Regions from separate parts of the Homo sapiens genome. Here region 2 is linked to region 1. Evidence: read pairs that join two places in POLR2A ChIA-PET (ENCODE). Cell type or tissue: Panc1. All regions are shown on one strand. Each heading gives the region's core, and the rest is flanking DNA. Links, peaks and the distances in the headings are about the cores only.

The links. Peaks named below come from ENCODE experiments on the same cell type or tissue, not always from the same donor. Only the 100,000 strongest peaks of a DNase experiment are listed, where the experiment ranks them.
Region 2: POLR2A ChIA-PET joins it to region 1 with 7 read pairs; 17 of 35 experiments call an interaction of 5 or more read pairs at or near these places.

The regions. Positions count from the first base shown.
Region 1 is chr17:77,097,500-77,100,308 of GRCh38, forward strand. It overlaps a transcript of SEC14L1 not described here. Among named protein-coding and RNA genes, the nearest start is that of MIR6516, 9.5 kb to the left of the region's middle. In Panc1, for the core only: no CTCF peak of the experiment used is centred there; no DNase peak of the experiment used is centred there; H3K27ac peaks cover 2,286 bases.
Region 2 is chr17:77,163,563-77,166,371 of GRCh38, forward strand. The region is part of intron 3 of SEC14L1 (SEC14 like lipid binding 1); the gene reads left to right. Among named protein-coding and RNA genes, the nearest start is that of SEC14L1, 24 kb to the left of the region's middle. RefSeq lists an enhancer at 1-294. In Panc1, for the core only: no CTCF peak of the experiment used is centred there; no DNase peak of the experiment used is centred there.

The DNA.
Region 1 (2,809 bases), core at 138-2,637:
GTTGCAGTGAGCCGGGATTGTGCCACTGCACTCCAGCCTGGCGACAGAGCAAGACTCCATCTCAAGAAAAAAAATTTAAAAAAAAGAGTGCTGATTGTTAGCTGGTGGGAAAGTGGACTTGCTGGGTGGGGGCGGGGGAGTGGGGAGAATGACCATTCTGAAAGTGTAATCTTCAACAGAGTACTGTACGTTCTCTGGCTTATTAGCCCGGTGAACAGCTTTCTGATGGTTTTAGTTGAACAAGTATTGCTGGATATGTTAAAATACAGCCAGAGGCAAAACATACTCCCTCCTCTCAGAGAACTTATATCCCAGGATAGGGGAGACTGGAAACAGGTCATTAGAATATGCAGAATAACAGATGAGTGCTATGGAGAGAAAGACAGCAGCCCCACTACGGAGGAGCACGGGATGGGGTTTGCAATTTTAGATGGGTGGCCTTTAACCAAATCCTTCAGTGAGAGTAAGTCACATGATGACCAGGAAGAGCACCCCAGCAGGGGAGGCAGCCAGTGCCCTGGCACACAAGCAAAAGGAGTTGATGAGAGGGCTGGGGGGCTGAGGCCAGATCTCATGGGGCCTCACATGGAGGAAAGTGTGGGACTTCTGCCTTTTCTCTGAATAGTGTCCGTAGCTTACATATTCTATCTACTCTTGCCTTTTAGGAACCATTTTTCCCTCTAATGGTAGTTTACGTTAGAAGTATTTCCTGTTCTAGGCCCGGTGCAGTGGCTCATGTCTGTAATCCCAGCACTTTGGGAGGCCAAGGCAGGTGGATCACCTGAGGTCAGGAGTTCGAAACCAGCCTGGCCAACATGGCAAAACCCCATCTCTACTAAAAATACAAAAATTAGTCAGGCGTGGTGGTGCATACCTGTAATCCCAGCTACTCGGGAGGCTGAGGTACGAGAAATGCCAGAACCCAGGAGGCAGAGGTTGCAGTAAGCCATCGTCGTGCCACTGGACTTCAGCCTGGGCGACAGTGAGACTGTCTCAAAAAAAAAAAAAAGTATTTCCTGTTCCTACACATTGGCCCATTGAGAGGATCCCAGGTCTATGCATGGGGACACCGTCTTTTTGGCTCATGTTGAGCCACATGTCCTGCAGTATTTGGAAGTGTTCTGGGACAGACTTTGTTCACATAAAGATCGCGTGCCCTTCACTGCAGTGATGAAGCTGGAGACTGTCTTTCTCTGTGACAAGGACCTCAGCCCTGGATCTGTCCTCTCCTAGTGCCCACCTCATTCATGGAGCTCACCCCGTGGTTTTGGAATTGTTTCCTTCCCTGTGCCTTAGCTTCCCTGAACACTACTTCTACACTAGCTCCTTGAGAGTGGGAGCCCTGGACTTATTGCTTTTTCAACAGAGTAGATATGTGTGTTTCATTTATATCAGTATTTAAATTGCTAGCAACAAGACCACAAAAACTACATTCTCATAGAAGCCTGTTTGGGTTTGATGTGGTTACATGTGATTAATGTATTTGAAATAGTTATTTGTTGTGATTTTTTTTTTCAGATCAATTATGCAGCTACAGCCAAAACCAAGTTCTTTTTATTGCAATGGTAATGAAAGGAGCCCCGTGTAAGTCACTGGAAGGTCACATGTTCACAGACTGTCAGCTGTGGAGGGTTATGTAACAGTGGTTATGCAATGCCACGTTAGAACTACAGCCCGAGCAGCAAAACATTTAGATAATTTTATTGAATTAAAATAAGACTTCCACTCTCTTTGAATGACAAATCCCTTTTAACAAAACCAAGACTTGGGTTTTAATGTTGACTCCCACACGAGGCTCCGTAAGCCACATTTTACCTTCTATGCGTGGCTGGCCCCATTGAGTAGATTTCTGAAAGTCAAATTTCTGACATGAGCCTATTTGAAAACTTTGCTCAGTTGTCATCTTCTATCAGGATGAGTTATGGACGAAGCCCCCCATAAATCCTAAGGCACATCTTGAAGCCCCTAAAATCCAAAGGCATGGCCGGGCTCACATCTGTAATCCCAGCACTTTGGGAGGCCAAGGCGGGTGGATCACTTTGAGGTCAGGAGTTCGAGGCAAGCCTGGCCAACATGGTGAAACCTCGTCTCTACTAAAAATACAAATATTACCCGGGTGTGGTGGCACACTCCTGTAATGCCAGCTACTTGGAGGCTGAGGCAGGAGAATCACTTGAACGTGGGAGGTGGAGGTTGCAGTGAGCTGAGATCACCCCACTGCATTCCAGCCTGGATGACAGAGTGAGACTCTCTCAAACAAAAACAAAAAAAATCCTAAGGTACGTGAGTCTCCTTCACTAATGTACTGTCTTTGTTCCAAGATACTTCACCCCTTCGAAAGTTAACGGGGAAGATCAAAAGGAGGTATTAAGAGATCAAAATGAAATAAAGGCTTCATGCGTTTTTTGTTGTTTTTTTTTAACATGCCCCAGCATTACAACAAAAACATGTCTTTTTGTTTAAAAAAATTTTTTTTCCCAAAGTAATACATGCATTAGTTCAAAAAATTCATAGAACTAAAAGGCTTCTAACACTAGGCTAAGCTTCCCTGCTCTGGCGCTCCCAGCGGGAGCCATTTTCCATTCCTTCAGCTTCGCTGGTTTTGTTTCCGAGGAGCGGGCGTGCTGCGCTGCTTCTCTTTGAGTCATCTGGGTCCTCGCCTGTTGACTTTCTTCCTGGTAGATGTGGACTGACCTCTTCCTGGTAGATGTGGACTGACTTCTGCCTATTCACCCTCTGCTTCCCCTTCTGCACCCTCCGAGCACTGTGGTCATCTGTACATGCGGCATTCACGTTAGTGCGCATGCGC
Region 2 (2,809 bases), core at 6-2,505, 66 kb after region 1:
GAATTTTTAAGTTCATTCAGAGAGTCCCTCAGACTTTTCTGAGCCTGTTCACTTGCAGAGAGCAGACGCTGTCACCATGTTCTTCGTGTCATGCATTCACATGGATATTCAGTCTTCATATGCTGTCAAGTTTCTTTAAGATCAAAGGAGCGGCTCGCAGCGGGGCCACATAGATGATGACTTTTCTCTTTCTCATAAAACCCCCAGCCTTCCGTTTTTTCTTCGCACATACCGAAGAGCACCTGGTCTTTCTCTATGCCCCAAGTTGCAATTCTCTTTTCCCAAATGAAACTGTTTTAGGGATTCAGCTTTATATTTTTATTTGACCTTGACAAGCCCAGGGTGAAGATGATACTGCTTGGCCTGGAGAGGAGCCTGGGCTCCTGGGTGGCAGCCAGGGATCCTGCCACTGAACCGCAATTTGCAAAATACTTAAAGAACATATAACAGGTCTAAGAACAACATTTAGAGAGTGCTTGTGTGGCAATATCTTGTTTATTGCCCACACTTACTTTGTGGGTAGGCTCTTTCATCCCACTTTACAACTGAGGAAACAGGTTGAAATTGGTTACTAAGTGATTGCCCTGACCTGGCTGCCTCGCCTGCTGACAGCGGTGTGGGCTGACCCGGTACCGTGCCCCCGAGCAGGCAGAGCGCCTGTGCCCACCTGGAGGCCATCAGCCCACGGCGCTCAGGCACTTGGCTTTCATAATTCCCAACAGGGCCAGTTTGCAGTCTTTGCTTTAAAAGACCTCTCTGGGAGTCACTCTGAACCAATTCTGGTTTGAGGGAGGACTGCCCAATTTGGTCAATTAAACTCAATTTTTTGAAAAACCTCCCAATTTCCCCCCACCTCTTTTCCCTTTTGCTCTGTCTGGTGTGATCCGTCTCCCTGCTGGGCAGTAACCCTTTTTCCCAGCGCTCCCCCTTTGTTGGTGGCTTTCCTTCTGTTTGCTTGGACAGGAGGCCTTTGCTTCCAGGTTGTCCAGCTGGGATTCAAATCAAGGTCCATTGACACAAGAGCCCAGGCTCTAATTTGCTCTGCCATATGCCTCCCCGGTTTGTGTCTTAGTCCTAGAATGACAGTGCTGGAGGAGTGGAGGGAAAGGACACTTGGATAGCTGAGTTGCAGACATGATAATTGGGTGGGTGCGGGTGAGGGTGGTGGTGATGCGGAGTGGGAGGAAGTTGCTAGGAAAGCTGAGCTTAAAATAGCTGAAGGCCATAGATACTGGTACAGTGTGGAGTCTGGCAGATAATTGTGTGGCAGAGAAGGCTTTTGTCCTGAGAATAGTAGATGACCTCCCAGAACTGTGGGAACAACAGTCTCATGTTTACATTTATTCAGGCCACAATGGAGCTGAGCAATTCGCTTCCTGACATGAATTCTTTCTCTTCCAAGTAGATCGTGTTTCCTTATTCTGTGGAAAACGTTAATGCCATTAGAAGCCAGATTGAGGGCTACCTGTAACCGGAAACCTCTGCAGAGAACATCCTGTTACTCAGTACCCCTTTTTCTTCATTTATTTTATGAAAGTTCCCTTTCCACTTGACTGATATTTATCTTCAGGGCCATATTTTCTCCTTCTGTCAACCGAATATAGTATACGTAGCTAATCAATGAATTAGATAACTAAATCCATATATTTCCTCTTCTTCTGTGAACCCCGAATATCTGAGACAGGTCTTAGTTAATTTAGAAAGTTTATTTTGCCAGGATTGAGGACGTGCCTGTGACACAGCCTCAGGAGGTGCTGACAACATGTGCTCAAGGTGGTCAGGGCACAGCTTGGTTTTACTTATTGTAGGGAGACAGGAGACATCAGTCAGTATATGTAAGATGTACATTGGTGCTGTCCAGAAAGGCGGGACAACTCGAAGCAGGGAGGGGGTCTCCAGGTCGCAGGTGGGTGAGAGAGGCAGCCAGAAGCATTTTTCTCAGTGAGTAGAGGGGTGACTTTGAGTGGAATGGGAGGCAGATTTGCCTCCCAGTTTGACTTTTCCTTTTAGCTGAGTGATTTTGGGGCCCCAAGATTGATTTTCCTTTCACAATTTATATGATAAGGGGAGTGTTTTATTCCCAGTGCCTGAACTGAAGTATGATCATTTTTTTTGCCATTATCTTCCTTTGGCCTTTTCTTTTCTCTGTAGAAGGCAGGAGACCTAATATGCTCCTATTTATACCTAGTTCCTTTTTTTAGTCGGCTAATTATTTACTTAAAATAACTGGTTCCTAGCAAAGTCTCATGAGATTTACATCTTGTAATTTTAGGGTCATGAGTGAGATAATTATTTTAGTTTGGTGAACACATGGATTTTATTTGGTGCATTTCCAAAGTTTAGTAGAAAAGATAAATGTCAAATGAAAATGTTTAGTGTTTTAAACTGTTTGCATTCAGAAGGTCCCCCTCCTCATCTTGTGCATAGCTCAGCTGGTTCCTGGACTGTGGGCCTGACAGCGGCTTTACTTCATTGCCAATAGTGTCTTCCTCCTTGAGAGGTTCATGTGTTGCACAGAACAGTAGCCACACTTATTGAGTATTGTACTTATTCTTTGTTTTTGAGATGAGATCTTGCTATGTTGCCCAGGCTGCTGTCGAACTCCTGGGCTCAAGTGATCCTCCCACCTTGGCCTCTCAAATTGCTGGGATTACAGGCCTGAGCCATCATGCTTGGCCCCCTACTTATTCTGTGTCAGGGCCTGCCAAACATTTTATGTTTTCTTATTTAATCTTTCAACAATGCTGCAAGTTGAAGATGATGAAGAAATTGAAGCTTAATGAAATTAAATAGCCTCCCCAAGGACCAC